3 separate regions of the Mus musculus genome follow, and regions 1 and 2 are each linked to region 3. Evidence: chromatin loops called from intact Hi-C (ENCODE). Cell type or tissue: left cerebral cortex. All regions are shown on one strand.

Evidence for each region. Hi-C counts contacts between places; a loop is a spot of excess contacts. Peaks named below come from ENCODE experiments on the same cell type or tissue, not always from the same donor. Only the 100,000 strongest peaks of a DNase experiment are listed, where the experiment ranks them.
Region 1: it touches region 3 in a loop (6-fold over the local background); 9 of 42 quality-filtered maps call a loop at or near these places.
Region 2: a loop joins it to region 3, with 2.5 times the contacts of the local background. A loop is called at or near these places in 9 of 42 quality-filtered maps.

What each region holds. Positions count from the first base shown.
Region 1 is chr19:12,229,055-12,237,054 of GRCm38, reverse strand. It overlaps Olfr1432 (olfactory receptor 1432), which reads left to right and starts at 7,493. Exons shown (of 1, transcript NM_001011788.1): 1 at 7,493-8,000. The coding sequence starts at 7,493. In left cerebral cortex, no CTCF peak of the experiment used is centred here; no DNase peak of the experiment used is centred here.
Region 2 is chr19:12,238,666-12,246,665 of GRCm38, reverse strand. It overlaps Olfr262 (olfactory receptor 262), which reads left to right and starts at 5,007. Exons shown (of 1, transcript NM_146688.2): 1 at 5,007-5,945. The coding sequence starts at 5,007. The coding sequence ends at 5,945. In left cerebral cortex, no CTCF peak of the experiment used is centred here; a DNase peak (open chromatin) is centred at 7,812.
Region 3 is chr19:12,171,042-12,179,041 of GRCm38, reverse strand. It overlaps the pseudogene Olfr1430-ps1. Among named protein-coding and RNA genes, the nearest start is that of Olfr1431, 35 kb to the left of the region's middle. In left cerebral cortex, no CTCF peak of the experiment used is centred here; DNase peaks (open chromatin) are centred at 3,049 and 3,423.

The DNA of each region.
Region 1 (8,000 bases), 58 kb before region 3:
AAAAGGCACTTTTAGTAAGTCAATTTCGGCATACCAAATTCTTCTTAGATGATCTAGGGGTTGACTTGAAAGGCCCATCATCCAAGCTATTCTCAGCCATACAAGATTTCCTGGTTTGCCAAACGTGTCTTCAGACTAAGTTATATGAAGGCTCTGAGAGCCCTTCAAAAGAACAACCCCATAAAATCTCAGATAACAGTCACTGACAAAAGGCTACTTCAAAGCTTAAGTGCCATCACTCCAGATTCACTTCAGACACAACAGTTCTGCTAAAATTCTGCTACACTCCAGCAAGGACATGCTGTAGGCTTAGATTTTTCAAAACCTGCTTTTGAAAGGGTACTTAATGTTCTACCCTCACATCTAGCCTATCACCCACCAGAGGTAGTGGAAAGGAAAGGTAAATAGAACAAAAGAGAATGTGGACCTGCTTAGAAATGGTTCTTTGGGGTGAACTGAATCTGAATTATCAGGATGTCAGCAGTTCAGTTCACACAAATCAACAGCAGTAACTCAGTCCAGAAGAAACCACAAGGCTGTGCCAATCAGACAGAGTCAGCAGAAGGGAAAAGGAGCTGCTGGAATATCATGAGAAGTTCTTTGATGTGTTTCTCTATATGAAGTCATGACAAACGACCATTAGGGAAAGCAAGGCAAATCAATGCCAATTCCATTGTCATTAGCAAAGACCAGCTTCAGCAAAGCATCCTCTCATCTACATCCTCTCATAAGACAAAACAAATCACATGACACAATTGAGTCTCCAAAGAAATCAGGAATTTCCACTTCAACACATCTTCTAATCCTTCTCAAATTATGCCACTAACTGGTGACCAGCATCCAAATATATGAACTTTGTGCGTGTATTCTTATTCAAACTAATGTAGGTAATGTTAAGGTAATGAATCTATCCACCATGGCCTGCATTTTCATTAGGCATTTGGTGTGTGCTATGTTTTGTCTGCAAAGGGACATGTTTTATCAACTGGATTCCCAGAATGAGGCATTTGGGAGGTGGTAGAATCTTTAACAGATTGGAATCTAGTCAATGGTTGCTAGTGACATAGCATGCAAGGACTTGTGGACCCAATAAATTCTTTTCTGTCTGCCTCCTGGCTCAGGATGTAAGCTGTTTACTCCATTATGCTCTCACAATTACTACCCAGTGCTCCCATCCCAGCCCTAAAGCAATGGGACTGTCAAGTCTTGCACTACAACTGCCTACACAGTGGCTGTGTAATTTTTCTGACTTTATCAGCTAATTCTGTCAGGCATCTCATAGAAATGGATAGCTGACTACTAGCGCATCTTTGCTGAAAGGTGAGTTTAACTGCATCCTTCTCTCATCTCTAAAGGTTATTTTCCTAAGTCAGAGATCTTAAGATTCACAGTAGAAAGGTTGGAGTCTCAAATTCATATTCTTTCTGTGATGTTATAAATCTGTCTCTTAGCTGTGACGAAAGGATGGACCATCTAGAGACTGCCATATCCAGGGATCCATCCCATAATCAGCTTCCAAACGCTGACACCATTGCACACACTAGCAAGATTTTGCTGAAAGGACCCAGATAGAGTTCTCTCTTGTGAGACTATGCCGGGGCCTAGCAAACACAGAAATGGATGCTCACGGTCAGCTATTGGATGGATCACACAGCCCCCAATGGAGGAGCTAGAGAAAGTACCCAAGGAGCTAAAGGGATCTGCAACCCTATAGGTGGAACAACATTATGAACTAACCAGTACCCCGGAGCTCTTGACTCTAGCTGCATATGTATCAAAAGATGGCCTAGTCGGCCATCACTGGAAAGAGAGGCCCATTGGACTTGCAAACTTTATATGCCCCAGTACAGGGGAATGCCAGGGACAAAAAGTGGGAGTGGGTGGGTAGGGGAGTCGGGGGGGGGAGGGTATGGGGGACTTTTGGGATAGCATTGGAAATGTAAATGAGGAAAATACCTAATAAAATTATTTTTAAAAATCTGTCTCTTTGGGTTTCTAAATGAGAAAGATGATTTTACAGCATACTCACCTTATTTTTAGTCACTAATTGCTGAACTTGGTTTGTTTGGTATCAGAATAATGCCCAGCTTCACATATGCATTTAATATGTGCTGAACAAATTAAATAACCACATGATTTTAATATAAATGTTAGTAATTTGACTCATACAGTCAAAACTACCAAGTTATTTATACTTAACATTAATGATAGTTTATTAGAACATATATACATTTCATCTTTTTAAAATTTTGCTTTCAAAAATATATATACATACATATATATATATGTATATATACTGCATGCTAAGAGTTTATAAAATAAAGTTTTCTTGTCTTTGGAATACCTCCCTCCAAGTTACTGGATAGAGGGGCCACAATATACACAAAACAATACAAGATACTGCCTCTGCCTTTTATAGAACACCATGGCAAAATGCCAAGGTTACTGTTATATATAGCACATATTTTAGTTACCACCACAACATCATACCTTATCCATAATGGACTAAATTCTCTGAAACTATAAGACAAAGTAAATCCTTCCCCCAGCTTATTGTTTTTGTTAAGTGTTCTGTCATAGCAACAACACAGGTGGTTAGGAAAAGTCAGAAAGAAGTGAACTGATTATCATTGAACAACCATAGAAATTAAGGCAGCAGGAACCTGCACAGGGTAGACAAGGGCTGAAAACCGACCCTTCATTTGAAAATGTATGCAAAATAACCAGGTTTCTAGGCCATCCAAACCTTTAGGATTCAAACAGCCTTTCCTACTACCTATCACCACTCCAGCAAAAGACATAGAGTAGCCTATAATTAAGGAAATTGGTCCAGGTCCATGGGCTCCTGACTATGATACACACCACACAAACACACACACACACACACACACACACACACACACACACACACGAAAGCTAAAACAAAGGGGTAAGATCATATCTACACAGTGAGGTACTGAAGCTCATCCTTGCTAATATATTTAGTCTACTTAATCCCATTAGCTCTTGGAACAGTTTGCTAAGCTAGTGTCTCTTAGGAGACAGGAGGCTCATAGGCAGAGCCAAGCCTTCCCAACACATGCATGGTTCCACAGATCATACATGAGTGCCTCTAGGAGCACTAGCAGAAGACCAATCAACCACAGTCCATGACTATGAATGCAAGGTTTCATGCTTCTGTCTTTAAAAGGTTGACTTTACTTTTCAAAAACAAGTCTAGTTCTATATCAAAATTGGGCTACAAGGTCTAGTCCATTGATTCTTCCTGCCCTCCCCATCCATTCCATTTCCCCAACACTTCAGATCTAGCCCAGGTCCTGCACCCAATGCCCCAATCTATTCTGGCCTTCTTTGATGCACTTCAGCCAATTTCTAGTCTTCTTCTACTCAAGATCATCTTTACCTATATCCCAACATACAGGCTCCTACCATGCCACACCTAATCTCTTCTTTGTTTTCATAATTTTTTTCATTTTCCTTTCTTATCTGATCTAGGTTCTCAATTTTGTCTTTAAGACCAGATATTCTGCCTTGTGCTTGATTCATTCTACATATAAGGCTTTCCTTTGAGTTTCTAATTAAATTATTTGGGTTTTTCAATTCCATATTCATTACAGTGTAAGTCTTCTTCAACATTGTTATCTCCTGTATGAATTCAATTCTCAAGTCTTACACTGTCTTCGTCATTTCCATCTGCCTTATGCTTGTGTTTTCTCAGGCATTTATACTACTTAAGCTTTCTCCTTGATTTCATTGGGCTGGCTGTATTTTTCTTTCTGTGCATTTGGATAGAGAAGATCACACGATAAGGTAAAGGGAGGAGGAAGGGCTCTGTCTTGGTGTGTGCTTTGGGAACTTCATATATTATTTGTCTTTTCTAATTTTTCTAAACCCATTACTAGGTTAGAAACTCATTCCTACTCTTTGCCGCTTCTTCTCTGACCTTATGCTCCTTCAGTTTTTTCCTTACTCTTTAAATCATTGAGCTACACAAACATGAGGGGAAGAAGAGATCTATTTGTCACTTCTCATTTCCAAATATCTGTGACATCTTTTTAAACATGATCCATTCATGCAGTCTCATTTAAAAGTTAAGAGAATTGGCCTAGAATATGAAAATAGAGAACTTGAGAGTCCATTACAGGGAGTCTGACTCAGAGTTGCAGAGAGAAGTAGCAATGGTTTCTATGGAAAACTGGCATAGTGGATAGCAAGGTTAAGCATGACCTCTATATGAACTCTAAGATATTTTCAGAATGAAAAGAAGGTTTGTTGACTTCCAAATGTCTCAAAAGATGAATGCTTTCCCAAGAGAGTGAAGAGCCTGGGCAGGGAACCCTTTCTAAAGCTGCTCTCTCCTCTATAGCCCAGGAGACCTGTTATTAACAGTTTGTGTGGCTTTAATTGCTTATGTTTTGTGTGAGTTGTGCATTCAAATCTTTTCTAAGATGCAACAGAGAAAATCCTCAAGCACTTAAAAGCTTCTTGCTCTACAGCTGGCTCATTGCTGAAGAAAATGAAGTCCAACCTTGCAAACAATAAAGCAATTACTGAACTTAAATAGTAAGAAAATGAGATAGATGCTCCAGAACCAGAAGTGGAACCATTTATTGGTCACTTCAGAATACATGGGTGCACCACAAAGAAGAGGGATTGGATCACAAGAAAGGAAACCTTTTCAAAAACTCTAAGTCTCTTAGAGATGCAATAACAAAGTAAGTCAAGGGGCTCAGATCCAGATACAACTTTATAGATTTACAAATAACTTTATCTAATCATCCTTCAATGCTAGGTTTCACTATGTAATTGGATTGTGCAATTTTTAACACAGCAATCACATCTGTAGAAGATTGATCTGAATATGTAGGCTGTGTGAATATAATTAGCATATGGCGAATGAGGACCAGATGGGTGGTCTGTAAAAGTCTTTCCTTATTCAGTTGATATTGAGGTCTGAGAATACAGACTCAGAATAAGAGCTGTGGATTGATTTTGAAGCGCTTTACCTATCAGATTTCTTTCATTGAGAAAAGTTAAATTTATAAAAACTATTGTTCTCTACATAGAAAATCTAGTATATTTTGATTAACATCCTAGATTTGAAGTCAGAAAGTATCTCTTACTTTTCTCCTTTTGTTCAAGTTTGCTTTCACATGGTAGGATAAGTATAGGCAGCTGTAATTTAGTGAAATTTTCAAAAGGCTAAAAGAAATTATTTTTTAATATTTTTACAATATAAAATGATAAATACTTGAAAAATAAATATGTTTTGTCTGCTTTCAGCATTGTAAAATGCAAGATGTACAGACGCATTGCATGGTCATGTCATTATTTTTTATGTTCCAATTACAAATGTTTTTTTGAATTCTATGTCCAAATTGGAAAGATGGCTCAGTTGTAAAGTGATTGTCATGAAACCATAAGGACTTGAGTTTGCATGTCAGCATCCATGTAATAAATCAAGTATTGTGACATGCACTTGTAATACCAGTATTGGAGAAGCAGAGATAGGTGGATTCTTAAAGTTCTCTGGCCAGCCAGTCTAGCCAAATTGAAGAAGCCCAGGCTCTCTCAAAAATTAAAATAGAGAGTAAATAATCTAGACACCCAACATGAATCTGTAGTTTCTACAGGTGTACATGTACACACACATTTGCATGGCCAATACTGAGGGACATTTTTTGAGACAAGATCTCACTATGTTGTACAGGTTGGTCTTGAAAATGTGAACTCATGCAATTCTTTTTCTTATCCTCCTGAGTGGTGTGACTACTGGGATACTCCACCAGAGCTGACTATGAGAAACTTCTGAATGTGTGACTAGGATTAGCAAAATGAAAAAAAAGAGTGGGAAGCAGGAGAAAGAAGGGAAAAGAGGAATCAATGCAGTGCTTGGTCCTTTGAGATTAGTTCCATCTTCATCGTTCCTAGTAGATAAAGTTCTTCATATTTTGTCTCTGACAATGGTTGGCTTAATCATGATTGCTTTTTCAATGTCTTCTAAGTTAATATTATGAAGGGCTGTCAATCAGAAGTCTTAAAGGAAAGGAGGATATCAGGGATAGTTTTTGATGTTATTGTTCAATGTCCTTCTCTTTTCAATATTTTTTGATGTTATCATTCAAAGTCCTTCCTTAAGTAAGCTCAAATGGAGGTTGAGTGAGGAAAATATAATATACAAAAAAAAAATGATGAGAAAATCTAGGGGAAAGGGAACCAAGATAAACTACCTCTGGACAATCTCTATTCTGAAATAAAAGTAGAAAAATTAAGCCTTTTTCGTTAACAAGAGGCAACTGGAAACAAGGCTTAGTAGAAATAGCAATACCTTTGGGTGGAGAAAACAACATGGAAATATAATGATACCTCTGAGATGAATAATATCATGTCAGGATTAAGCCAGATAAACCCAGGAGTGCATTGCTGTGGCAATTTTCTCTCTTGGAGCTCCATGGGTACATATTTATCAGGTGCTGCTATGTAAAGCTGAAATCCAGATTATCAGTTACTACAGCCGTTTTGAAAACTAATGTACTACCTTATAGTTTCATCTTCTTCAAGGAGGACAAATTACCCTTCCTTTCATGGAGAGCAGGCAGCAGCCCTGCTTTTATCCTCCTTTCCTGACAGTTTATGTAAAATGTACAGGTTAGTATGAGAGAGAGAGTGTGTGTGTGTTTGTGTGTGTGTAATGTATGCATATATTTTTGTGGATATGTGCATGTGTGTTGGAAGATGTATATAAAGGTCAAATGTTAGGTATCTTTCTTGGTAGCCACCCACGTTGGTGTTCATTTGCTTGATCTTTTGTTTTGTAATTTGCTTTTGAGACAAGTTCTCTCACTAAATATTGTCAAGAATGGCTAGACTGGATAGACAGCTACAATATCTCCATGTCTGCACTGGTCTCATACATTCAGCTCTGAGATTACAGAAGTACTCTGACAGATCCTGACTTCTGTGTGGGTGCTGTTACCTGCATGAAGTCTCAGGTCCTCATGCTTAGTAACATGAACCAATAGAAGCGTCTTCTCAGCCCTCATTCTCCTGTGACTGACAGCACTTTTAATGACCTACTCATTGCCCAGTTCATTTGCACAGCAGTGTCTCTGAGATAAGTTCTGTTGATAAAAATATATTAACTCCCAGGAGTCTTTCAAGAGTCTACCTTTCTTCCTGCACTGGGCTGGTAATAGTGCACATGACTATATCTCTTCTTCATCCTACACAGGGTCTCTTGAATATATTTATGCCTCCATAGGGAAGTTTTACATCTTATCCAGCTATTGGATTTTTTATACGATGCTTTGACTTATCAGTTCACCAAAAACATTGTTTTCCATGCTACTATTCTTAAATTTTAAAAAGGCAGAAATTGATGTATTTTACTGAGAAACAATGAGACATCATGCCCAAGATTCTGGAGTGTAGTGGGGTGAAGTGGGGTGTTCAGAGATGAAAAATAACATAATTTCTCACCTTTCTTCAGCAGATGATGCCAAGCAGATCTGTGCTGGGAGATGGAAACCACACCTCTGTGGCCATGTTTGTCCTCCTGGGGCTCTTGGACCAAGCTGAGCTGCAGCTCATCCTTTTTCCTGTCTTCCTAGGGACATACCTCATTACTCTGATTTGGAACCTGGGCCTTATCATCCTCATCAGAATGGACTCTCACCTACAAACACCCATGTACTTTTTTCTCAGTTTCCTGTCATTTATAGATATATGCTATTCTTCTTCTATCAGCCCAAGGATACTTTCAGACTTCTTAAAAACAGAGAAAACAATTTCCTTCATTGCTTGTGCCACTCAGAATTTTGTTTTGGCTTGGATGGGTGCATCTGAGTGCTGCTTGCTGACTGCCATGGCCTATGACAGGTATGTGGCCATTGGTAGCCCTCTGCAGTACTCAGCCATCATGGCTCCCAGTCTTTGCTGGAGGATGGTTGCTGGTGTCTATGGGAGTGGATTCTTTATTAGCTTTGTTCAAACAGTTGCTT
Region 2 (8,000 bases), 68 kb before region 3:
GAACCAGCTTTTGGTCTTGTTGATTCTTTGTATTGTTCCCTTTGTTTCTACCTGGTTGATTTCGGCCCTGAGTTATACTATTTCCTGTCATCTACTCCTCCTGGGTATGTTTGCTTCTTTTTGTTGTAGGGATTTCAGGTGTGTAGTCATGTTAATAGAGGATATCTCCGGTTTATTTAATGAGGGCACTTAGGGCTATGAATTTTCCTCTTAACACTGCTTTCATTGTGTCCCATAAGTTTGGATATGCTGTGTCTTCTTTTTTCATTGAATTCTGTAATCTATTTCCTTTTTCCATTTCTTCCCTGACCAAGTTATCATTGAGTAGAGAGTTGTTCTGTTTCCATGGGTATGTGGGATTTCTGTTGTATTTGTGGTTATTGAAGTCTAGCCTTAGTCCATGGTGATCTGAGAGGATGCATAGGAATATTTCAATCTTCTTATATCTGTTGAGGTCTGTTTGTGGTTGATTATATGGTCAGTTTTGGAGAAGGTACCATGAGGTGTTGAGAAGAAGGTATATTCTTTTGTTTTAGGATGAAATGTCCTATACAGATTTGTTAAATCCATTTCGTTCATAACTTAGTTAGTATATTAGTTTCACTGTGTCTCTGTTTGGTTTCTGTTTCACTGACTTGTCCATTGATGAGAGTGGGGTGTTGAAGTCTCCCACTTTTTTGTGTGAGGTTTAATGTGTGTTTTGAGCTTTAGTAAAGTTTCTTTTATGAATGTGGGTGCCCTTGCATTTGGAGCATAAATGTTCAGAATCAAGACTCGGTGGTTCTTTCCTTTGATAAATATGAAATGTCCTTCCCCATCTCACTTGATAACTTTTGGTTGAAAGTCTATTTTACTGGATATTAGAATGGCAACTCCAGCTTGTTTCTTGGGACAATTTACTGAGAAAAGTTTTTTCTAGCCGTTTACTCTGAGACCGTGTCTATCTTTGTCATTGATGTGTGTTTCTTGTATGCAGCAAAATGTTAGAACCTGCTTGCATATCCAGTCTGTTAGCTTATGTCTTTTTATTGAGGTATTGAGTCCGTTGATGTTGAAAGATATTAAAGACAGTTACTTCCTGTCATGTTTGTTGTTTAAGGTGGTATTATGTGTGAGTCTCTTCTTTTAGGTTTGTTGTAAGATGATCAATTTCTTTTATTCTCTTGGGTGTATTTACCATCATTTTGGAGTTTTCCTTCTAGTATCCACTGAAGGGCTAGATTAGGCGAAAGATGTTGTTCAAATTTGGTTTAGTCATGGAATATCTTGGTTTCCCCATCTATGTGGATTGTGAATTTTGCTGGTTATAGTAGCCTAAGCTGGCCTCTATGGTCTCTTAGCATCTGCCTGGCATTTGTTCAGGATCTTCTAGCTTTTAGAGTGTTTGTTCAGAAGTCTGGGGCAATTTTGATAATTCTGCCATTTTTACGTTTACGCAGCCTTTTTTTTTAAACCTTTCAGCTTTTAATAGTATTTCTTTGTTCTGTGTATTTAGTGTTTTGATTATTATGTGACAGGAGAATTTTCTTTTCTAATCCACTATATTTGGGGTTCTGTAGACTTTGTGTACATTTATGGCCATCTCTTTCTTTATATTGGGGAAGTTTTCTTCTGTGATTTTGTTGAAGATATTGTCTGACCATTTGAGCTGGGAATCTTTGCTCTCTTCTATTCCTTTTAAAGACGAAACAAGTAAATCCCTCGAATAAATACTGCGAAACACAATGCAAAAAATGAAGGAATTGATCAACGCAGACCAAGACCTAAAAATGAAAATGGAATCAATAAAGTAATCACAAATAGAGGCAACCCTGGAAATGGAAAACCTAGGAAAGAGGTTAAGAGCTACAGATGCATCACAATAGATTTGGTCTTTTCATTTTCTCCTGAACTTCACGGATGTTTTCAGTTAGAAGTCTTTATGCATTTTATTTTCTTTGACCATTGTGTCAGTATCTTCTATAGTATCTTCTACGCCTGAGAGTCTCTTTTCTATCTCTTCTATTCTGTTGATATTAAGAGATATTAAGGAAAAGTGATTGGTGCTTCATGTTATTTTTGTTGTTAGAGGTGGCATTATGTTTTTTGTGGTTATCTTCTTTTTGGTTCGTTAAAAGAAGATTATTTTCTTGCTATTTCTAGGGTATATAGTTTTCTTCCTTCAGTTTTCCATTTATTATCCTTGGAAGGGCTGGATTTGTAGAAAGATACTGTGTAAATTTGTTTTTCTCATGGAATATCCTGGTTTCTCCATCTATGGTAATTGAGAGTTTTGTTGGGTATAGTACTGGACCAGCATTTGTGTTCTCTTAGGGTCTGCATAACATCTGCCCAGAATCTTCTGGCTTTCATAGTTTCTGATGAGGAACCTGGTATAATTCTGATACGTCTGCCTTTATATGCTACTTGACCTTTTTCCCTTACTGCTTTTAATATTCTTTCTTTGTTTTGTGCATTTATGTGACAGGAGGAATTTCTTTTCTGGCCCAATCTTTTTGGAGTTCTGTATGTGTCTTGTATGTACATGGGCATCTCTTTCTTTAGGTTAGGGAAGTTTTCTACTATAATTTTGTTGAAGATATTTACTGGCCCTTTAAGTTGGGAATCTTCACTCTCTTCTACACCTATTATCCTTAGGTTTAGTCTTCTCATTGTGTCCTGGATTTCCTGGATTCTTTGGGTTAGGAGCTTTTTGCATTTTTCATTTTCTTTGATTGTTTGTTTTCTGTGGTGTCTTCTGCACCTGAGATTCTCTCTTCTATCACTTGTATTCTGTTGGTGAAGCTCACACCTATAATTCCTGTCCTCTTTCCTAGGTTTTCTATATCCAGAGTTGTTTACCTTTGTGATTTCTTTATTGTTTCTACTTCCATTTTTAGATCCTGGATGGTTTTGTTCAATTCCTTCACCTGTTTAGTTGTGTTTTCCTATAATTTTTAAGGGATTTTTGTGTTTTCTCTTTAAGGGCTTCTACCTGTTTACCTGTGTTCTCCTGTATTTCTTTAAGGGAGCTATTTATGTCCTTTTTAAAGTCCTCTATCAGCATCATGGGATGTGATTTTTAAATACAAATCTTGCTCTTTTTGTGTGTGTTGGGGTATACAGGACTTGCCATGCTGGGAGAAATGGGTCCTGATGATGCCATGTAGGCTTAGTTTCTGTTGGTAAGGTTCTTGTTCTTGCCTTTCACCATCTGATCATCTCTGGTGTTAGTTGGTCTTGCTGTATCTGGCTTGAACTTATCCCTCCTGTGGGCCTATAAGCCTGTGTCAGCATTCCTGGAAGACCAGCTCTCCCTGAGCAGGATTCGTGCACAGAGATCGGCAGAACAGCCCCAGCTCCTGGGTGCAGATGGAGGCAGGAAGGGCCCTGTCCTAGCTGCTCTACTGCTCCTGCAGCCTGTGTGCTCCTGGCTGGTCCCACCTTAGACAGTCACCAGAGAATAAAATCTCCTGTATTTCTTTAAGTGAATTATTTATATCCTCCTTCTCCTCAGATCATGTGGGGGCTCCTCTGGTTTTCTCCCCACTCTCAAGCTTCAGGTCTCTGTGACACTCTTCACTTCCTCTCCCACTGAGGCCAGACCAGGCAGCCCAGCTAGAAGAATATATTCCATGTACAGGCAACAGCTTTTGGTATAGTTCCCACTCCAGTTCTTCAGGACCCACATGAAGACCAAGCTGCATATCTGCTATATATGTGGGGTGATCCCTACGTCAAGCCCATTTATGTTCTTAAGTTGGTGGTTCAGTCTCTGAGGGCTGACAAGAGTTCAGGATAGTTTATTCTGTTGGTCTTTCTATGGAGTCCCTATCCCCTTAAGGGCTTCAATCCTTCCTCCTATTCTTCCATAAGAATCCTCAAGTTCATCTTCTATTTGGCTGTGGGTGTCTGTATCTTTCTGAGTCCGCTTCTAGATGGAGCCTCTTAGAAGACAACTTATTGCTGTCTGCAAGCCTAACAGAGTATCATTAATAATGTTAGGGATTGGTGCTTGCTCATTAAATGGGACTCAAGTTTGACTGGTTATTGGTTGGACTTTCCCACAGTCTCTGATCCATCCCCCGTCCTTGCATTTCTTGTAGACAGGATAAGTTTTGGGTCAAAAATTTTATGAATGGATTGGTGTCCCTATTGCTACCTCAAGGTCCCTGCCTGGCCACAGGAGGCATCCTCCCCAGGCTCCATATCTCTAGTGCTCTGAATCACATCTAAGAACACCCACATTGTAAGAACACACCCATTGATCCTCCCTATCCCAGGTCTCTGTCTCTTCCTGGAGATAACCCCTACATGCCCCCTCCCCAGGCAATCAGGTCCAGATTTCCATTCACTTCAACTCCCACATCTCATGCAATTTTTCAAGAAGCAACAAATTTTAACATTAAGATAATCTTAGGGACACAAAATAGTGAAGTATACTCAACTTCTTTGGAGTGCTTTCTGTGAAGACTGCTGAGGTAAACTTATGTTCATGATCTCACTCCAACAAAACATAGCAGAATCACACATTATAGTATTTTTCCAGTTTGGATACTTAAATATATCTCTAAAGGACTTCAGAAATGATTATAAGTGTGCTAAATTATTTCATATCTTTCGTTATTAGAATAAATCTTTTCTTTTTTATTATTGAGTGTTGGCTGGCCTAGACCTCACTATGTAGACCAAGCTAGTCTCAGAAATTTGTTTGGTTTTGCCTCCTGAGTTCTGGAATTGAAGGCATGGGCAGCCATGTCTGGCTCTATTTCTCATTGATTTTAATTCTTTAAGATTTTGACATAATGCACTTTGATCAGATTCCCCCATTTTCCCCAACTCTTCTCAGTGTCTTCTTGACAATTAGAGAAGAATGACTGGCTCTTTCCATGGGACAATGAAGCATTTCTTCTTTTTCAGCGGTCCTAGAAGAAGGACATATGGTGTGAAAATTGTAATGCTATGATTTCACCCTGGTCAACTATGTATTTTCTTGTCTCCCTTTTGATCTTAGAAACACCAGGGAAATGATTGCCAGGGGAAACAGCACAGAGATCACCCAGTTCATCCTCTTGGGATTCACAGATTTACCCATAATAATAATACTGCTCTTTGTCACATTTCTGCTCATCTACATTACAACTCTCACCTGGAATCTGTCCCTCATTGTGTTAATAAGAATGGATTCACACCTCCACACTCCCATGTATTTCTTCCTGTGCAACCTTTCCATCATAGATCTTTGCTATGTTACCAGTACAGTCCCAAAAATGCTCTCAAACTTTTTCCAGGAAAGGCAAACTAACAGTTTTGTGGGCTGCATTGTTCAGAATTTCATCTTTTCCACCATGGGGTTGAGTGAGTCTTGTCTCATGGCAGCCATGGCCTATGACCGGTATGCTGCTATTTGTAACCCTCTTCTGTATGCATCGATTATGTCACCCACTCTTTGTGTACTGATGGTGCTGGCATCCTATCTCTCTGGGCTCACTGCTTCTTTACTACAGTTGTTTGCTTTGCTTCGTCTCCATTTTTGTGGAACTAATGTCATCAAGCACTTCTTTTGTGACATGCCACAGTTGTTAGTTCTGTCCTGCACAGACACTTTCTTTGTACAAGTCCTAACTGCCATATTAACAATGATCTTTGGATTTGTAAACATGCTAGTTATCATGATATCTTATGTCTATATTGTCTTGTCCATTCTGAAGATCACTTCAGCTAAGGGCAGATCCAAGGCATTCAACACCTGTGCTTCTCACTTGACAGCTGTTTCCCTATTCTATACCTCCAGTATCTTTGTCTATTTGAGTTCAAGTTCTGGTGGCTCCTCCAGTTTTGACAGATTTGTGTCTGTTTTCTACACTGTGGTGATTCCCATGCTGAACCCATTGATATACAGTCTGAAGAACAGAGAAATCAAAGATGCTATGAAGAGGTTGCAGAAAAAGACAATCTGCAACTAGGGACACAGAATCTGAAATTTTTAATATATGTGTTTTTCCACAATTGCTGTTGCCCACAATAATATGCACATGGCTGGACTGTAACAAAATTCATGGCCTTTTGGAGAAAAAAAGTTTTACTTTGAAGCAGACAATAAGCCGGGCGTAGTGGCACACCTCTTCAATCCCAGCACTTGGGAGGCAGAGGCAGGCAGATTTCTGAGTTTGAGGTCAGCCTGGTCTACAGAGTGAGTTCCAGGACAGCCAGGGCTATATAGAGAAACCCTGTCTCAAAATCCCCACACACCCCAAAAAAAAAATCACACAATATTCTGCATGAACCAACTGATTTGATGCATGGAAACTCCATTAGGATCCATAGGGTTATAGTTTCCATGTTACACAATGACTGTCTCATTATTTATTGTCCTATGCACAGGCATTTGAGAAACATCAATTGTAGAAACATTATGTACAAGACTGGAGACTGCTAATTCATAGAACTATGCCCATAGAGAAGATTCCCCACATAGGATCCAAAATCCTTGTGACAACAAGTATCATAACATAGTGTCCTACAAACTACATCATGACCATACACTGTTCTGTGTTTCTAAACAGATGAGAAGGATCTGCTAGGACTTCCTGTTTATAAGAAATAGAGTTATGCATTGCCTTGACTGCACCTTCTTTTAAAAAATAAAAATTAAATGATTGGCTTCTTTCTAATGAAATTGATGCTAAGAATTAGTGAGTTTGGGGTCATATACCTGCATCCATCAACCATATCCTAAGAGAAAAGGGCATGATTTAAATCATGAAGAATAATGGCAAGAAATTGCTATTTACTTAGTATTTTGATGGCTTGTTTCTGGCATCTAGAAAAGGCATGGTCAATAACCATATCTGAAAAGTATGAGGGACCCTGCAATTTCTTACTGTCCTACTCTAAACACAGATAGTTTGCTCTGGTTTGAAATAGCTAATTGAATCAGCCATCAAATTTATTTTGATATCTCTGGCATCTGGTCAAGTTTGCTCTATGAGGACTCATTGCACTAAAAGTCACCACATAATCAATGTTACAGTGATATGCTACACCTAAAACTCTAGGACATACCTGTATATGCCCGACATTCTCCATCATACTGTTCTATGTTTCTGAACAATGATTGAGTGATGCAATGGTTGTAGTGGACTAAAAAAAAAAACAAAAAACAAAAAAACAAAAAACAACTTGACAAGTGAGGTAGTTCAGTGGTAAAGGCACTTGTCACCAAATGTGACAGATTGCATTCTATCCTAGGGCTCTGCAAAATGAAAGACGATAACAAGCACATACCATAACACTCTGAAGGCATGAATGAACACAGTTTTAATTACAAAAACAATTGACAAATGTAAGGCTAAACTAATTTTTAGTCAACCACACAAGGAGTAATCATTTATTAACCGGTGTTCACAGAATTGGTTTGTCCCTCTCCCCTTGATGAAAAACTCAGCAGGGAAGCCATCCTGTTTGCATATATGATGCTCTCTACACCCCCATTGTATGTTATAAGCAAAATCTCCCTGAGCCCCACTGCTTTCATTCCATCCTCACTTTCTCATGCCTCCTGCTCCTTTTGATGCTGGAGAAGCCCAAGCACAGTACTGCTGTAGTGAGAATTTTGGTTCCTTTAAAAATACTGATAAGTTATCTGAATATATTTTTGTTTCAATCCCAGATGTGGGCTATTGGGGTGCATCGGGTTGTCCACAGCAACTAACTACTTTGTCTCATGCTCTGGCAGGGGTGTCATTTTGCCAGCTGAAGATAGTTTATGTTTGGAATTCTGGGGACTCCTGAGAGGATTTGAAAATACCAACACCTGAGAGGGGTTGGCAGCTGTGGTTCCCCTGCAGCTGCTGTTGATGGTTGCCATTGGCTGTTTGCTGTTTGCAGGTTCCCTGGTTGCTGGAGGAGATATCCTGCAGATGAAGATTGGACTTGCCCCAAGAAACTCAACACCCCTAATCAGCAGGAAGCAGTTTAGCAATATTGACACCCCTTTTCCCCTATAACCTTCTTTTTCT
Region 3 (8,000 bases):
TTATAGTATTTTCCAGTTTAGAGACTTAAATATACTTATAAAGGACTTCAGAAATTATTATAAATATGCTGAATTATTTCACTACTTTTGTCAGCAGGATAGATTTTTCTGTTCTTTTCTGTTTTGATTTGAGACAAGACTGTATTATCTAGTGTTGTTTGGCCTAGAACTCTCTATGTGGACTAAGTAAGCCTCAGAGATTTGTCTGGCTTTGTCTGCTGAGTGCTGGAATTGAAGCCATGAGTATCTATGTCCGGCTCTATTTCTTATTGATTTTAGTTCTTTAAATTTTTCAAAAAATGTTCTTTGATCACATTCTCCCATTTTCTCCAACTCTGCTCAGTGTCTTCTTGACAATTGGAGAAGAGAACTAGGTCTTTCCATTGGACAATGAAGCATTTCACCTTTTTTTGCAACCATAGGAGAAAGACATATAGTATGAAAATTGTAATGCTGATTTCACCCTGGTCAACTATGGACTTTCTTGTCTCCCTTTTGATCTTAGAAACACGAGGGAAATGAATGCCAGGGGAAACAGTACTGAGATCACCCAGTTCATCCTCCTGGGAGTCACAAATTTACCCAGAATAATAATACTGCTCTTTGTCACATTTCTGCTCATCTACATTACAACTCTCACCTGGAATCTGTCCCTCATTGTGTTAATAAGAATGGATTCACACCTCCACACTCCCATGTATTTCTTTCTCTATAACCTGTCCATCATAGGACTTTGCTATGTCACCTGCACAGTCCCAAAAAAAATGCTCTCAAACTTTTTCCAGGAAAAGCAAACTATCAGCTTTGTGGGCTGCATTGTTCAGAATTCATCTTTTTCACCATGGGGCTGAGTGAGTCTTGTCTCATGGCAGCCATGGCCTATGACCGGTATGCTGCCATTTGTAACCCTCTTCTGTATGCATCGATCATGTCACCCACTTTTTGTGTACTGAAGGTGCTGGAATCCTATCTCTCTGGGATCACTGCTTCTTTACTTCAGTTGTTTGCTTTGCTTCTGTGGAACTAATGTCATCAAGCACTTCTTTTGTGGCATGCCACAGTTGTTAGTTCTGTCCTGCATAGACAATTCCTGACTGCCATATTAACAATGATCTTTGGATTTGTAAACATGCTAGTTATCATGATATCTTATGGCTATATTGTCATGTCCATCCTGAAGATCACGTCAGCTAAAGGCAGATCCAAAGCATTCAACACCTGTGCTCCACACTTGACACCTGTTTCCCTATTCCTCACCTCCAGTATCTTTGTCTATTTGAGTTCAAGTTCTGGTGGCTCCTCCAGTTTTGACAGATTTGTGTCTGTTGTCTACACTGTGGTGATTCCCGTGTTGATCCCTTTGATATACAGTCTGAAGAACAGAGAAATCAAAGATGCTATGAAGAGGTTAAAGAAAAAGACAATCTGCAGCTAGGGACACAGAATCTTAAATTTTTAATATATGTGTTCTTCCACAGCTGCTGTTGCCCACAATAATATGCACATGGCTGGAATGTAACAAAACTCATGGGCTTTTGGAGAAAAATGTTTCACTTTGAAGCAGAAAATATTCCTGCATGAACTAACTGATTTGATGCATGGAAAGTCCTTTAATAGCCATAGAGCTACGGCTTCCATGTTACACTATGAGCGTCTCATTTTCCTATACACAGGCATTTAAGAAACATCAATTGTAGAAACATCATGGACAAGACTGGAGACTGATATCTTAATGAACGGTGCCCATAGAGAAGATTCTCCACAGAGGGTCCAAAATCCTTGTGACAACAAGTATCATAACATAGTGTCCTACAAACTACATCATGACCATACACTGTTCTGTGTTTCTAAACAGATGAGAAGGATCTGCTAGGACTTCCTGTTTATAAGAAATAGAGTGATACAATGCCTTGATTGTGCCTTCTAAAAAAAAATAAAAATGAAACGGCTGGCTTATTTCTAAGAAAATTGATGCTAAGAATTAGTAAGTTTGGGGTCATAGACCATATACTTGCATCCATCAACCATATCCAAAGAGAATAGGAAGAGGTTTGATTCAAGAAGAATGATGGCAAGAAATTGCTATTTACTTAGTATTTTGCCATCTTGTTTCTGGCATCTAGAAAAGGAATGGCCAATAATCATATCTGAAAAACATGAGAGACCCTGCAATTTCTTACTGTCCTATACTAAACCCGGACAGTTTGCCCTGGTTTGACATAGCCAATTGGATCAAGCCATCACATTTATTTTGATATTTCTGGCATCTGGTCAAGTTTGCTTTATGATGGCTCATTGCACTAAAAGTCACAACATAATCAATATTACAGTAATTTGCTGCACCTACAACTCTGGACATACCTGTATATGTTCGACATTCTCCATCCTACTGATCTATATTTCTGAGCAATGGATGAGTGATGCAATGGTTATAGTGGACAAAAAAAAAAAATTTTTAGACAGATGAGGTAGTTCAGTGGTAAAGGCACTTGTCACCAGTGTGACAGCTTGCATTCTATCCTAGGGCTCTGAAGGCATGAATAAACACACAGTTCTAATTACAAAAACAATGGACAAATGTAAGGCTAAACTAATTTTTAGTCAACCACACAAGGAGTAATCATTTACTAACCGGTGTTCACAGAATTGGTTTGTCTCCCTGCCCCTGATGAAAAAGTCAGCAGGGGAGCCATCCTGCTTGCATATATGATACTCTCTACACCCCCACTGTATGTTATAAGCAAAATCTCCCTGAGCCTCACTGCTTTCATTCCATCCTCACTTTCTCATGCCTCCTGCTCCTTTTGATGCTGGAAAAGCCCAAGCACAGTACTGCTGTAGAGAGAATTTTGGTTTCTTTAAAATACTGATATGTTATCTGAATATATTTTTGTTTTAATCCCAGATGTGGGCTATTAGGCTGCATCAGATTCTGCACAGCAGCTAACTAATTTGTCTCGTGCTCTGGCAGGGGTGTGATTTTGCCAGCTGAAGATAGTTTATGTTTGGAATTCTGGAGATTCCTGAGAAGATTTGAAAATACCAAAGCCTGAGAGGGGTTGGCAGCTGTGGTTCCCCTGCAGGTGCTGTTGATGGTTGCCATTGGCTGTTTGCTGTTTGCAGGTTCCCTGGTTGCTGGAGGAGATATCCTGCAGATGAAGATTGCACTTGCCCCAAGAAACTCAACACCTCTAATCAGCAGGAAGCAGTTTAGCAATATTGACACCCCTTTTCCCCTCTAACCTTCTTTCTCTCCTACCTAGAGTTGGGGATTTGGAAGGGATGGAGGAGAGTGGTGGGGAAAGAACCCAATAAAAAGTATGGTTACATACTGCTTACCGGCCCCTCTTCCCACAAGCACAGGAATAGCCACAGTCACTCCGATCATGGCTTGGAACCTTTGCAAACTGGCTGTGGAAGCATCTCTCTTCAGAGCTGCCGGGCCAGATGGCTAGCTGGCATTGTCTAACTGGAAGACAGGCAGACCACGGAGTTTTATGGACCACATTCTAGAAGTAAAAAAGCAACCAAGTCCTGAAATAAAGCTATGATGTTAGACTTTGCTTCAGTGTCTGCACATATAGGAAAATTGGCACGCATAAAGTATGGCTTATTGTATGCAGAGTTTTTATTGTTCTCATAAAATTTTGGTCTTACAAACAAGAAATGTGGATACATTTTTTTCTTATGAAATCTTTAAGAAGAAAAAAAAATGTGATCCAAATGAGCTGAAGAAAGAAAAGTTATAACTGACTTTTGGTACATTTCTGATAACTGTGAGCTGAGAAACTGATTTTTAGGGGACATCTAACCCCTGAGCTTGACCCTCAGCCTACAATACAAATGAGAATCCATGTGGGCTTAAATGCTACTTGGATGTGCATTGGGAACCACCCAAAAGTTCTGTCTTCTAAAAAGCCCTGTATCACTGCCCTACTCTCCTGTTACCTCTTGTATCCTGTGACAGATGCCACTACCAAGTGCCAACTATTTCCCATCTAGTTCCTGCTTTTGCTACAAGACAAAACTGGCATTCTTTCTGCATTTAACATTTTCTAGTGTTGATGGATTTGCATCTTTGGAGACTCACAAATTGTTCTGTACCACATATGTTATCTTTGGTAGTTTTCTGACAGAAGGGCATGCATGAGATTTCTACTTTGCCCACCTAAGTACTCTATCCTAGTTTTGTAACCTTGCTGTGGCTTGACCCCCACGATTCCTATCTGATAATCATGAGCTCTTCCTCTGAGTCACTCTGCAGCTTGTCCTTCTTAAAGTTCTATTTGACTTTGATTTCATTAACGTATTTTACTTAACACTTTAAATTTGCAAATCATGATTCTTTCTATTTATGGGGATCAACGCAATGTTTGAGATATATATATATATATATATATATATATATTGTGAAATAATGATATCTTTTTTACTGTGCTTTTGCTGTAAAGAGACACCACAACCAAGGTAATTGTTATAAAAGAAAACATTTAATCAGGGACTTGCTTACAGTTTTAGAGTGTTGGTCCATGATCATCATGCCAAGCAGACAGGCATGGGGTTAGAACAATAGCTATGAGCTTAACACTCTGATCTGAAAGGCATATAGAATGAGGGAAGGAGAGAGAGGGGACTGGGCTTGGCATAGGCTTTTAAAACCTCAAATCACATCCCTAATGACACACCTCCTCCAATGTCAATGTGTTCAGGGTTGTGCAGGATGATTGATAGAAGAAAAGAGAGATACTGTAGGATGGATTTAGGCTTCTCAGCTGCAGTGGATCAGCCTCTGAACACTGACAGCTTCTTAGAAGCTCTTTCTACTGTTATACAAAAGGCACTTTTAGTAAGTCAATTTCGGCATACCAAATTCTTCTTAGATGGTCTAGGGGTTGACTTGAAAGGCCCATCATCCAAGTTATTCTCAGCCATACAAGATTTCCTGGTTTGCCAAGCATGTCTTCAGACTAAGTTATATGAAGGCTCTGAGAGCCCTTCAGAAGAACAACCCCATAAAATCTCAGATAACAGTAACTGACAAAAGGCTACTTCAAAGCTTAAGTGCCATCACTCCAGATTCATTTCAGACACAACAGTTCTGCTAAAATTCTGCTACACTCCAACAAGGACATGCTGTAGGCTTAGATTTTTCAAAACCTGCTTTTGAAAGGGTACTTAATGTTCTACCCTCACATCTAGCCTATCACCCACCAGAGGTAGTGGAAAGGAAAGGTAAATAGAACAAAAGAGGATGTGGACCTGCTTAGAAATGGTTCTTTGGGGTGAACTGAATCTGCATTATCAGGATGTCAGCAGTTCAGTTCACACAAATCAACAGCAGTAACTCAATCCAGAAGAAACCACAAGGCTGTGCCAATCAAACAGAGTCAGCAGAAGGGAAAAGGAGCTGCTGGAATATCATGAGAAGTTCTTTGATGTGTTTCTCTATATGAAGTCATGACAAACGACCATTAGGGAAAGCAAGGCAAATCAATGCCAATTCCATTGTCATTAGCAAAGACCAGCTTCAGCAAAGCATCCTCTCATATACATCCTCTCATAAGACAAAACAAATCACATGACACAATTGAGGCTCCAAAGAAATCAGAAATTTCCACTTCAACACATCTTCTAATCCTTCTCAAATTATGCCACTAACTGGGGACCAGCATCCAAATATATGAACTTTGTGCGTGTATTCTTATTCAAACTAATGTAGGTAATGTTAAGGTAATGAATCTATCCACCATGGCCTGCATTTTCACTAGGCATTTGGTGTGTGCTATGTTTTGTCTGCAAAGGGACATGTTTTACCAACTGGATTCCCAGAATGAGGCATTTGGGAGGTGGTAGAATCTTTAAAAGATTGGAATCTAGTCAATGGTTGTTAGTGACATAGCATGCAAGGACTTGTGGACCCAGTGGACCCAATAAATTCTTTTCTGTCTGCCTCCTGGCTCAGGATGTAAGCTGTTTACTCCAGTATGCTCTCACAATTACTACCCAGTGCTCCCATCCCAGCCCTAAAGCAATGGGACTGTCAAGTCTTGCACTACAACTGCCTACACAGTGGCTATGTAATTTTTATGACTTTATCAGCTAATTCTGTCAGGCATCTCATAGAAATGGATAGCTGACTACTAGCGCATCTTTGCTGAAAGGTGAGTTTAACTGCGTCCTTCTCTCATCTCTAAAGGTTATTTTCCTAAGTCAGAGATCTTAAGATTCACAGTAGAAAGGTTGGAGTCTCACATTCATATTCTTTCTGTGATGTTATAAATCTGTCTCTTAGCTGTGACGAAAGGATGGACCATCTAGAGACTGCCATATCTGGGGATCCATCCCATAATCAGCTTCCAAACGCTGACACCATTGCACACACTAGCAATTTTGCTGAAAGGACCCAGATAGAGCTCTCTCTTGTGAGACTATGCCGGGGCCTAGCAAACACAGAAGTGGATGCTCACAGTCAGCTATTGGATGGATCACAGGGCCCCCAATGGAGGAGCTAGAGAAAGTACCCAAGGAGCTAACGGGATCTGCAACCCTATAGGTGAAACAACATTATGAACTAACCAGTACCCCGGAGCTCTTGACTCTAGCTGCATATTTATCAAAAGATGGCCTAGTCTGCCATCACTGGAAAGAGAGGCCCATTGGACTTGCAAACTTTATATGCCCCAGTACAGGGGAATGCCAGGGCCAAAAAGTGGGAGTGGGTGGGTAGGGGAGTGGGGGGAGGGTATGGGGGACTTTTGGAATATCATTGAAAATGTAAATGAAGAAAATACCTAATAAAAATATTTTTAAAAATCTGTCTCTTTAGGTTTCTAAATGAGAAAGATGATTTTACAGCATACTCTTGGTCACCTTATTTTTAGTCACTAATTGCTGAACTTGGTTTGTTTGGTATCAGAATAATGCCCAGCTTCACATATGCATTTAATATGTGCTGAACAAATTAAATAACCACACGATTTTAATATAAATGTTAGTAATTTGACTCATACAGTCAAAACTACCATGTTATTTATACTTAACATTAATGATAGTTTATTACAACATATATACATTTCATCTTTTTAAAATTTTGCTTTTAAAAGTATATATACATATATATCTGTGTATATATATATGCATATATATATATATATGTATATATATATATATATGTACTGCGTGCTAAGAGTTTATAAAATAAAGTTTTCTTGTCTTTGGAATTCCTCCCTCCAAGTTACTGGGTAGAGGGGCCACAACATACACAAAACAATACAAGATACTGCCTCTGCCTTTTGTAGAACACCATGGCAAAATGCCAAGTTTATTGTTATATATAGCACATATTTTAGTTACCACCACAACATCATACCTTCTCCATAATGGACTAAATTCTCTGAAACTGTAAGACAAAGTAAATCCTTCCCCCAGCTTATCGTTTCTGTTAAGTGTTCTGTCATAGCAACAACACAGGTGGTTAGGAAAAGTCAGAAAGAAGTGAACGGATTATCATTGAACAACCATAGAAATTAAGGCAGCAGGAAACTGCACAGGGTAGACAAGGGCTGAAAACTGACCCTTCATTTGAAAATGTATGCAAAATAACCAGGTTTCTAGGCCATCCAAACCTTAGGATTCAAACAGCCTTTCCTACTACCTATCACCACTCCAGCAAAAGACATAGAGTAGCCTATAATTAAGGAAATTGGTCCAGGTCCATGGGCTCCTGACTATGATACACACCACACAAACACACACATACACACACACACACACACACACACACACGAAAGCTAAAACAAAGGGGTAAGATCATATCTACACAGTGAGGTACTGAAGCTCGTCCTTGCTAATATATTTAGTCTACTTAAATGGCTCCTACCATGCCACACCTAATCTCTTCTTTGTTTTCATAATTTTTTTCATACTCCTTTCTTATCTGATCTAGGTTCTCAATTTTTTCTTTAAGACCAGATATTCTGCCTTGTGCTTGATTCATTCTA